2 separate regions of the Homo sapiens genome follow, and region 1 is linked to region 2. The links are chromatin contacts, found by Hi-C or POLR2A ChIA-PET in ENCODE. All regions are on one chromosome and are shown on one strand. The core of a region is the stretch at or near the end of the contact, and the rest is flanking DNA. Distances in the headings are between cores, read along the strand shown.

What was found. Hi-C counts contacts between places; a loop is a spot of excess contacts on that map. ChIA-PET counts read pairs that join two places held with the same protein, here RNA polymerase II (POLR2A). Pooled maps may share reads with other maps.
Region 1: a pooled map shows a loop between it and region 2 (2.1-fold over the local background). The contact joins the enhancer-like site here to the promoter of LIPK in region 2. A Hi-C loop is called at or near these places in 4 of 37 single-sample maps with no recorded cell type and 3 of 50 pooled maps. POLR2A ChIA-PET finds 5 or more read pairs at or near these places in 2 of 52 experiments (PC-9 and common myeloid progenitor, CD34-positive).

Annotation. Positions count from the first base shown.
Region 1 is chr10:88,922,415-88,927,887 of GRCh38, forward strand. It overlaps STAMBPL1 (STAM binding protein like 1), which reads left to right. Exons shown (of 11, transcript NM_020799.4): 10 at 1-22; 11 at 754-1,073. The coding sequence ends at 810. Among named protein-coding and RNA genes, the nearest start is that of ACTA2-AS1, 7.5 kb to the right of the region's middle. Within about 2 kb of position 4,222, at least 2 of the 41 ENCODE cell types and tissues checked have a DNase peak (open chromatin) inside an H3K27ac peak, as active enhancers do.
Region 2 is chr10:88,704,450-88,709,977 of GRCh38, forward strand. LIPK (lipase family member K) reads left to right here and starts at 1,800. Exons shown (of 10, transcript NM_001080518.2): 1 at 1,800-1,871.

The DNA.
Region 1 (5,473 bases), core at 2,972-5,471, 220 kb after region 2:
CAAGGAGCCCAGGCTGTTCAGTGTGAGTACATCATATTAGTTATTTTTCCAGGTATTTCTTGTTCACTGCCCCCCCAATCTGTTTTTAAATAAATAGTAGCAGTCTAATATAAGATAAAATACTGTACTGCTTAGTTTGGAGTTTTATCTCAGAAAATTAATCTATCTGTATACTTAATTTCTGATTTATTCTCAAAATAATTGTATTTACAAGGAAACATCAGTATTTCTGTAGCAGAATTAATGGTGCACAAAGTTACCTTTCCGCTTATGTATATGTATGATATTTAAAAGTTTTCTTCAGAGTCCAAATAAGTAAACAATTATCATAGAAAATGACATTTAAAATGTTGCATGAATTCTTTCTGCTTGATATGGCCAAATTAGTTTTTTCATAGCAATTGATGGAAACTATGATCATACTTCTTGATTACCTTTGCATAGTCCAAAAGAAACATTTGACTACGCCTTTTTTTTTCCTAATTTTCTTGGAGGTTCTGTGGCTATAACATCAGAGAACATTATATTGACGTTAGAATTTACTTAAAATGAAAATTATTTGGCAACCCCTGTAAATATTTTTGTTGTTGTTGAAAATGAATAAATGTGATTGTATTTGTTCTGATTGGAAATATTTTAAAAATCAGGAACAAATTAAAATTAGGAAATCTATACTTCCTCCCTAAAGAAAATCATATGGTAAACATTATGGTGAAATCAAACATATGGTAAAACCAATTTTTTCTTTCCTAGATATGCAAACATGTGTTGGTAAAAGACATAAAAATAATTGTGTTGGATCTGAGGTGATATGTTCTGAATGTAAGCACCGTCAACATCAGACACCTACTCATGGACATGTGGTTGCCGGATTTTCTTAAGATGTTTCCAGAAATGACTGATATTTTATATTTATACATTTTAGATGACAAAGCTTGATATTTATTGCTGTTGCACATTTTAAAGTTTTCTTTTTGGGTTGCTCTGTGTCAAGAGAGGTTACATGGTGTTAAATCGGTACCTGATAATGTACCCAAATACTATGGCCAGATAATAAATTGTGCTGCAAACAACATGTCTTGTATTTATAGAGGTCTCTGCATACATTTTTAGAGCTTTAGATGATTTGCTATATTTTTTATTCATGTAAAATGTAATTCCAAATAAGAAATTCTGAGTGTATATAGTCTCCAAAGCAGACCATCTGTTTCTGAAACCTTCCCCTGAGGTAGGTGAACAGCTTCCATGTGTAGATGAAATATGGCTGCCATTGATAAAGCTTGTTCTGTGTTTTCAGTGTCATGAAATCCCAGGCTCAGAGAGATATCTCTGCAGTGAATCATTGTGTAAGATACAAGAACAACACTTCTATTCAGGGATCAGGTGTCAGAGGGCCTGGGATAGCAGACAATTCATTAATTTGATTTAGAAGACTAAAAGTAGAGAAGCTTGAGAGAGGATTTTTTTTTTAAAAAAAGACTCAGATAAAAGTACAAAACCTGTTACTGTGAAAATGAACAGGGGTGATAGGAAGAAGAAATGAGACATAAGAAATAACTGATAATTCTTAGTCAACTTGCTAACTCTGTTAGCAAGTTGAATTGGTAGGAAAAACCTGAGGATGGAAACAGTGTGGAGAAATCTTAGCTGCAGATACACAGAGGGCAGAATGGAAGTGATATTGTTGAGTTATTTGAGAATAGGTCCTTTGGGACACTGAAGACTAGTTCTGCAGGTGAAATCTTTATCTTGGAAGACATTGCTCCCAGGCACATTGGGAAATCCTGGGCTGACAGCCCTTTCCTTGATCGAGAAACTTGTGATCACTTCTTAGTCTCCCTTTTCATCCTTTAGGGCCTTACATTACTCTAGTCTAGCTTTCTTCTTTTTTCTTTTCAACGTTTAAGTTTCCTTCTCCAGCCATCTCTCCCTGGATCTCCACAACTTTTCAACAGGGCCAAACTAATCCTATGAAACCTTCTGTCTTCCCAATGTCTTCTGTGCCAGCCACAGCTCTCCCTGCCTTTGCTTTCCTCATGACATTGTATCTGAGTTGCCTAAACAACTCATGTTTCCATGTACTAGCTTCCACTGCTTAGTTCAATGATTTCCATATTCCAGAGTGGTATTTCCTGTACTCTGTGCTTGGATGGGTTAACATCTGATATGGTTTGGCTGTGTCCCCACCCAAATCTCATCTTAAATCATAGTAGGAGGGACCTGGTGGGAGGTAATTGAATCATTGGGGTGGTTACCTCCATGCTGTTCTCATGATAGTGAGTGAGTTCTCAGGATATCTGATGGTTTCATAGGGGGCTTTTTCCCTTTTGCTCAGCACTTCTTCCTGCCATTATGTGAAGAAGGACGTGTTTTGCTTCCCTTTCCGCAATGATTTTAAGTTTCTTGAGGCCTCCCCAGCAATGCAGAACTGTGAGTCAATTAAACCTCTTTCCTTTAGAAATTGCTCAGCCTTGGTCAGTTCTTTATAGTAGCATGAGAATGGACTAATGCATCAACCCTCCCTGCTTGTCTAGTTCTCAATTCTGGTATCATGTCACCTGAATTCTGTTCCTGTTCTCATTTATACAGAACCACCTACTATGGGCAAGTCAGTGGCTTGTTTCTGTTTCATGGAATCTTCTAGCTATGGAGAGCTCAGGTATCAGACTTCAGAAGTAGAGCTTGGCTTGCCTTGTGCATGGAGACTTTAGTCTATGGCCACCACTAGTTAAGAGCAGATTAACTCTGCAAGGCTGGCTCCATAGACACCTCACTTTTTCCTGAGTGGTGCTGTCCTCAGTGTCTTAACACTTAAACACACCATGATATTCTGATATGCTTGATCAAAGGAAAATGTTATATTCTTTATTCAAGTAAAAATAATTGTTGGGACAATGGATAGTTGAGAAATGAGTGAGATCCTTTGTATAGAATTAAAAATTATAGTAATACACTAAGAGGATGTAAAATGAGAGTTGTCCGATGAAAAAGCTATGGACATTGAATGGTGCCTAAAGATAGAAAGGACTCAGTTGAGGGCCAAGAACATTTAGCATCTTAGATTTCCAGAAAGACTAGAAAGAGAAGCTATGAGTATGCAAAACCATTATGTCCCTTCTGAATAGCAAACTAGAAGAGAACTCATTTTCACTAAGAAAGTATATTGTATTTCCTAAATAAAGGAGACATTCTTGGCACTTTTTTGTAGGTTTTTTTTTTTTTTTTTTTTTTTTTTTTTTTGCCAAGTACAAACCAAATTAACCAGGATCTCACAGAGTGGGACTGTTGGAGGCGGCAAACCAGAGCCTGACTTTGGCTGGCAGAATGAGGCCCTGGGGCTGTGTCTGAAAGAACCAACAGAAATGTGACCACATCACTAAGTAATGGACTGGTCGTGAGGCAGAGACCCTGTTAACCAACCTGGAGACGCCACTACACACACATGTGCATGAGCACCAGTGTTCATTGGATAAACTATCTATGGAAGGTCTCTTTCACAACAGGCAGACAGCACCTTCTCTTTTTTTGAGACAAGGTCTCACACTGTTGCCCAGGCTGGAGTGTAATGGCATAATCATGGGTCACCGCAGCCTTGATCTCGTAGGCTCAAGCGATCCTCCCATCTCAGCCTCCCGAGTAGCTGGGACTACAGGCACTCACCACCACACCTGGCTATTTTTTTTCTATTTTGTAGAAATGAGGTCTTGCTGTGTTGCTAGGGCAGGAGATCCTTCTTTTGAATATGAATCAGTTCCAAAGCTCCATTTGCCACATCCTAAGGCAAAGATGGTTCTTCATTTCTTTTCAGATTTGTGTTTCTGTAGAAAAAAAAGAAACAATTAAGAACTTCCTTTGATTTTCAGTGCTAGTCAGTTTGCACACAGTGCCTGACACCTCATGTGTATTTGTTATAGGCTGAATTGTGTCCCCCAAATTCATGTGTTGAGGTCCTTAACCCCCCAATACCTCAGAATATGACTGAGTTTGGAGATAGGGCCTTTACACAAATAATTAAGTTAAAATGAGGCTAGTAGAGTGGGCACTAATCCAGTATGAGTTGTGTCCTTATAATTAGAGATTAGGACAGACATACACAGAAGGAAGACCATGGGAAAACAGAAAGAAGACTGCCATCTGCAAGCCAAAGAGAGAGAGATCTCAGAAGAAACCATCCCTGCCAAAACCTAGATCTCAGACTTCCAGCCTCCGGAACTGTGAGAAAATAATTTTCTGTTGTTTAAGCCATCTGGTCTGTGGTATTCTGTTTGGCAGCCCTCACAAACTAATGTAGTATCCGGTAAATATTTGCTGAAGTTGTTTGTTTCCTTTTCTCTTACAGACTGAATTGGAAATGGCTTTCTTTGTTGTCATGCAGGGCAGAAATCATTCTTTCCATAGGCCTTGTCAGTTGTAGAAGAGCAAAGCAGAATGTTTGTGGATTATTCTCAGCTACTCAAATTGTTCCTAGTTTCTTTTTAGTAGGATTTTGCTTGTGGAAATTTGACATTTTATTTGGCGCCACACTGGTTCACTTCTGTTTTCTCCCAATTCATTTCACATTGCAACCACATCAACTGTGTTGGAGACTGTGTTATTACAATGATTTGACCTTAGGTTGAGGTTTCTGTTGCAAAACCAGCTGAGGAGGTCCTAAATGTGGAAAGCAGATGTTTCTCTTCTGGCATGTCTTGCAGAATTATCTGGCAAGAGAATATCTTCTGTGAAAAGAATGCGTGAGAAATGTCATGCATTTGGCAATGATTAAGAAAGAAAGGTAAACCTTCAACTCCTTGTTCTTAAAAGAATTTGGCTTGTTATTTACTGGGAAGACAACTAAGATGCAAAGAGCTTTTCTGCTCTTTGCAACAAATTTCTTAAAATTTGTTTTCTTTTCTACTCTTTTGTTCTTCATAAGGCCAGAATATATTATCTCGGGGAGAGCTGATGAAAACATGACTTAGTGGCTCTTAGAGATTTAGCATACTGATGTCCAAGAAGACGTTGTTGTTTTTTAAACTATCAAAAGGCAGGCCTTCATTTGGACTGCTACAACAAAAATACCATAAACTGGGTGACGTAAACAACACTGTATTTCTGTCACCCAGTTCTGGTGGCTGGAATTTGATATCTGGGTGCCAGCATAGTCCAGTTCTTGATGAGGACTCCCTTCCTTATTTGCAGATGGCTACCTTCTTGCCCTACCCTCAAATGGGGGAGAGAGAAATCATCTCTCATGTCTCTGCTTATAAGGACACAAATACTATCACGAGGGCCTGACCCTACCTTCATGACCTAATTATCTCCCAACGCCCAACGACCCCACCTCCAAATACCATTGCAACGAGGATGAGGTTTCAGCATATTAATGGCGGGGGCACCAATATTTGATCCGTAACTATGCGAGTGCCAACTAGCTAGTTTCTTGTCTTTTTTCAGTGCCATATGGAGGCTCTGCTGTACATCTTCTGAGATC
Region 2 (5,528 bases), core at 550-3,049:
GCTTTATAGATGTGTGAAATATGCAACTCTAGAGGATTAGAAGGTGTGGTTAGAAGGCCCTCACACTTAGACACTTTGTTGTCATCATCTTTAAATTATTATTCATAAGAAGTCCCATATTTAAAATTTGGCACTGGGCCCCACAAATTATGGAGACAATCCAGTTCACAGGCATAATGTACAGTAAGAAAAGTAGGAAACAATGAGATTTATAATAAAATAATATATGAAAATCTCATATATGCTATATACTTTACAGTGATATGGTCACTCTTTAGGATAAACTAGAGATTGAATGAAAGTAGGGATCAGGGACAAAGGTCAAAATAAATTAAATAAAATTTATAAAAGAATAAACAAAGCAGTAAAGGGTCCTTATATGGATGAATAACCCATTCAGTGTAAAAGTGCCCCAAACTACAATGATTTGGATTTCCTGTGGGTAGGAATGCATTGCAGAAAATGTTTGGCAAAATAGTTCAAGATCAACTATGTAATAATTGAAAATTCCATCGTTTCTTTTCTTTTTTCCCCAAGAATATCTGTGTTTTCTAGTATAGAAATGTTTGTATTTGCTAGCATAGACTAGATTCCAGCAGTTTGTATATTGCCAAAACATGAACTATCTTTCCAGTTGCTATGTTTTATTTCAGAGACTCAAATTGGCATGCCAGTAGAATGTACTACATTTTAAGTGGAATTATACATTAAAAATATAAGAATATAAAACGTTTCTCATAAATCAAGTAAATCTGTAAATAATTAAGTGGTTGAAACTATTATAGTAATGGAAGCAAAGCCAATTCCAACTACAATTTCCAATCAAACTGACTCTAATGGAACCTAATTAGTAACTGACACAATCCAAAGAAACTTGAAGGTATTTAAACTAACCTCATGCCACTAAGTCCTACCTGACTAAAATGCACGTTCTGATACAAGTGTGTTTGCAATTCTTTCCTATGCTCTGCGTGTATATAGACATGTCTGAACCAATGATGAAAATTCAGGAAATAATTCAGGAATACTCTTCCTCTTCAGATTACTTTGAAGCATGGAAAATATTAGTTTTGAGATCATTTTAGAAATTTGGTTGTTTTAATTTACCCAAACTGGACTTGTAATTACCCTTGTAATTTTCGATAATATAAATGCCCACTACTGAAAATAGAGCTCTATGCAGTTCTGGAATTCCAGATTATCTGATTTCAAACTTTCATGGAGTGCAGACACAAGACAGCTTACATGGCAAGAAAGAGATTGGTTGGAGAGTAGAAAAAAAAAGCCAGTTTTGTTTTTGTTTATTTGCCTTTAGCTAGCTAGAGATCTTGAAAGAATTGGATATACTATTTCCTACCAATTCTAATGCCCAATTTACATACCAAGGTAAAAGAAATTCAGAAAAGCCAAAGCAATAATTGACAATGTGGTAGCATTAGAAGTGATGCAGCTGGATGAGGCAGGAGGATGTGGCATTTTACAGAGATGCTCGTATGACTGGGGTCATTTCATCCACCCTTGGTGGAAATTATTTTCTAAGTAGAGAGTCTCAGATTCTGCTGAGAATCTTCCAATTCATCTGACCCTTGAGGCATGGAACATGAGGATTGGCTTGGCAGGAGTGAGAATTTTAGTCTCAATCACATTCTTTTTCATCACTGGCTAAGAACTCACCTAACAAGTTTACCTTAGTAGCATCTGTTATATTTGAAACCATGATTAATCTGCTTCCAGTTGAGAAATTTCTAGTTGCGCCATCTTTTGAGCTGTTTAAAACAGAGCATGTTCCACTGACAGTTGCCTCTGGAAGGATCTGGAATGCACCTGAAGCTCCCAGGACTTGAAGACAGACCTCCAAAGACTTGGATCAGGTAATGACTTTTCATCTATTTGCAGAGCCTGGATCATAGTGTATTAGTGAGACATAGGAAACCTTCAGAGGGACAGAACTTTACATGTTGATGATGAATATTGTATTTTGATTCTATCAGGTTAAGCAAGATACAGCAAGAGTATAATGTGACAACTTCAGATGGAGAGTCTTCTAGGTATGTTATGACAAGTTTTCCCTTTCAGAAAGCTGCAGCATCTAGAAAGCAGACATCACTATATTTGAACCTCAGTGAGAGGAGGTATCACAAGTCTACACTTGGAAAAATCTAGCAATAAATAATTTTATGAACCTCTCTTTTGAGTCTTGCATCTAGGGGTTTGGGAAATAATGTTTGGATAATGTTCTCAAAACCATTTACCATTTTTTAGGAAGCCCTTTATGTTCTCATTCCAATGGCCTTGAGTATGAATATTCTTTTTTATGATCAGGGTCATCTGCAGGGGAATATGAAGCAAAGTGACTGTCAAGAGTGACACAACTGCTTATGAAATCAATCATTTGTGGAGGACACACCATTCTCTTTTTCTGCTGCTTTGTAATAAATAGTTTGACTGGGAGAGGAGTGAAAATGTGGTTCACATTAATGTAGATGATATTTAAGAGTATCATGCTCCTGTCACCCTTTAAATTGCAGACCTGATTGGAAGCTAGAAAGATGAAGATGAGTCAACTGGATGGACTAATATTCCCTCTAGACATAGAGAGATTAAATAATTATTCTTTAATTCTATGTGTCAAAGCCAAACTGTTATTTTTTGTTTGTTTTTACAAAATAGTTATCCTTTGTTTTCTTTTTCTAGAAATAAGAAAGCAGTTTTTACCAGGCTTTCTTTGTGTCTGAAAACAGAAACCAACTCAAATATATAGCACCTTGGCATACTTAGCACTTCAGGCTGTAAATATGAGAGTATGGAACTGAGTTTTGGAATAACAATATGAAGTTAAAGTGCCATTTTACTCTAAAATGACTTGGTTTCATATTCCTTCACTGGACTATCCTGTCTCTCCCTTACTTTGTAAGGACATTGAGGGAAAAATTATTTCCTTCACTGCTCTTCCTTTGTGGTTTATTTTATTTAATTTTTGCCTTTAATTTGAAGGAACAATCTTTCAGACCCTATTTTACCAGGCAGGACAAGTGTTTTGTCCTTCATATTATCGAAGACATGTGAAATATAATGCTCTTTAAATGTTTGTTATTCATTTTTTTCTGCCTTGGCATTTTATTTCCCATTTATCCCAAGACTCTTGTTCTTTTCTGCTTGCCTCTAGGCTTAGAGCACAGAGCTACTGGCCTCTTAACCTATTTGAAAATTCCATCAAAGTTGCCTAGTCTTTCTTCCTGATTCAAATGTGCTAGGTGTTTAATTCTCAAATCTACAATTTTTAGGACTGGATATCCTATTAGGTAAAGATTTCCTTTCATTCACTTGTTAATAGTCTCCTCAGTCTTCCTGATTCATTGTCTTTCACCCTGTGGGTGGGGGAAAAACAGGGAAGCAATTTAAATCTAGTTTCTGACTAACCTGACCACTAATAGTTGTGAGTCACTCTGTTTTGGTAAGAGGTTAAAAGTATTAGAGCTTTATGAAGGATGCTGAGGTAGGAGCAAGACAGATCCTAAATCTCTGTAAACACCCAGTGGGTTTTTAGATTTAAAATGTCAGATAAAAAGGAAAAATGTGGCAGATGCAAAAACATTCTAATTGATAAACAACAGTCTTCTGGCAAACCCAGTCATTTGTATGGCTGCCAAGAATCTTTTAATAAACAAAAACTATGCGATACTGCTGAAATGATTATTACAAGATGGAAGTACTAAAACTTCTGAACTTTGCCCCTAAGAAGACATCTAGGACATTTACTCACAGGTCATTGAGTTTAAATTTATACATAATTATTTCTAAATGTCATAACCTTTGCTATTATTATAAGGATGATTCAAGCTAATAAATTCATCAAGAAAAATATATAACCAATAAGTAAATTAGTGGAAGAGAGAAAATGTTTATTCCCAGTGACCAAATATAACCATTTTCATTTTGGAGTAATTCTTCTAGTCTTTTGAAGACCATACTTTTTTGTTTATTTGTTTTAGAAGTTTAAAAACAATAAAAATTTAAAAATATATAACAGTTGCTTAAATATTATTTTTGCTTCTATAGTCCCAAAGTTTGCAAAACTCTGTAAGTGACTGCAAATTTTTAGGTTGGCATATAAAATTTATGTCATATTTTTAAATCATTGCTAAGGTGCACTTTATGGCACATTGTAAATATTAATAGTTTAAAATTAAATTGCTACACAATTTTCAAAATGAATCCAATAGAATAATGATTTGATGCCTAATATCATCCATTTAAAAATTCCCTTAATGAATTTAAAGTTTTACATCTTTTATTTTTCTCTTTCTATTCATATTCTCATTCCAGTCATTTCTACAGATGTTTTACATATTCCTACAAATATATTTTAATATAACATATTTGTGTTATTATTTCTTTTATTGATCAGTAGATTATTCTCTGCAACTAAAAGGTCCATATACATTAAAACTTAAATTGTTTTCATTTCCTGTGACCATAAGGTTGCATTTTGTAAAAAGTTTTTAATGATGTGTGATTTTAATTTTTCTTTGTATATAATTGTCCAAAGGATCATAACACATTAAAAGTTTAATGAAAAATGATTAAGCATTAGGAGTAAAACTTTATTGGTGATGCTTTTCTTAATGACGTAAATAGATCTTTGCCTTTTAAATTCTGCATCCATTGATGATGATTATTTATTGACAGAATGAAACAAAATTCATCATCAATTCTTTTTCATTTTTTGAATAGATGTGAGTGCTGAGAAACCATGTTTACATAATGCCACAATTTTTTGAACTCTTTATGAAGCTCTGTGTCACAAATCACATAGTGATGCATCAACAAAAATTATTTTATTTTTTTATTATACTTTAAGTTCTGGGATACATGTGCAGAATGTGTAGGTTTGTTACATAGGTATACATGTGCCACGGTGGTTTGCTGCACCTATCAACCCGTCATCTACATTAGGTATTTCTCCTAATGCTATCCTTCTCCTTGTCCCCCACCCCCCGACAGGCCCCAGTGTGTGATGTTCCCCTCCCTGTGTTCTCATTGTTCAACTCTCACCTATGAGTGAGAACATGCGGTGTTTGGATTTTTGTTCCTGTTAGCTGGCTGAGAATGATGGCTTCCAGCCAAGACACAAAAATTATTTTTTATGATCTATCTACTAACCACTCAAGTGCATCCTCTTTCTATTTTTTTTTTTTTAAGCAAAGAATTCGAAACCGACTTGCAGAAGTTAAATGCCCTTGGAAAGGGACTGCTATTTTATTAAGGTCAGTTCCTTTCCCAATACCAATGTCAATATTGTCAATTATTCTCTTGTTAGGGAGTCTCAGCCATTTATACAGCCTAGAACAATTCACATCGTAAGATTCAGGAAAGGAGAGGGTTGGGCTTTTCCTTTGCAAAGTTAGAAAAGGAGACCCTGCTTCAAACCAGAAATTCTCAGGCCAAATTAGTATTACAAAAGAGTGTAGATGAGAGTCAAAGGTCTAGAATTTCATTCTTTTAAAACTAGGTATGTGCCTATGTAT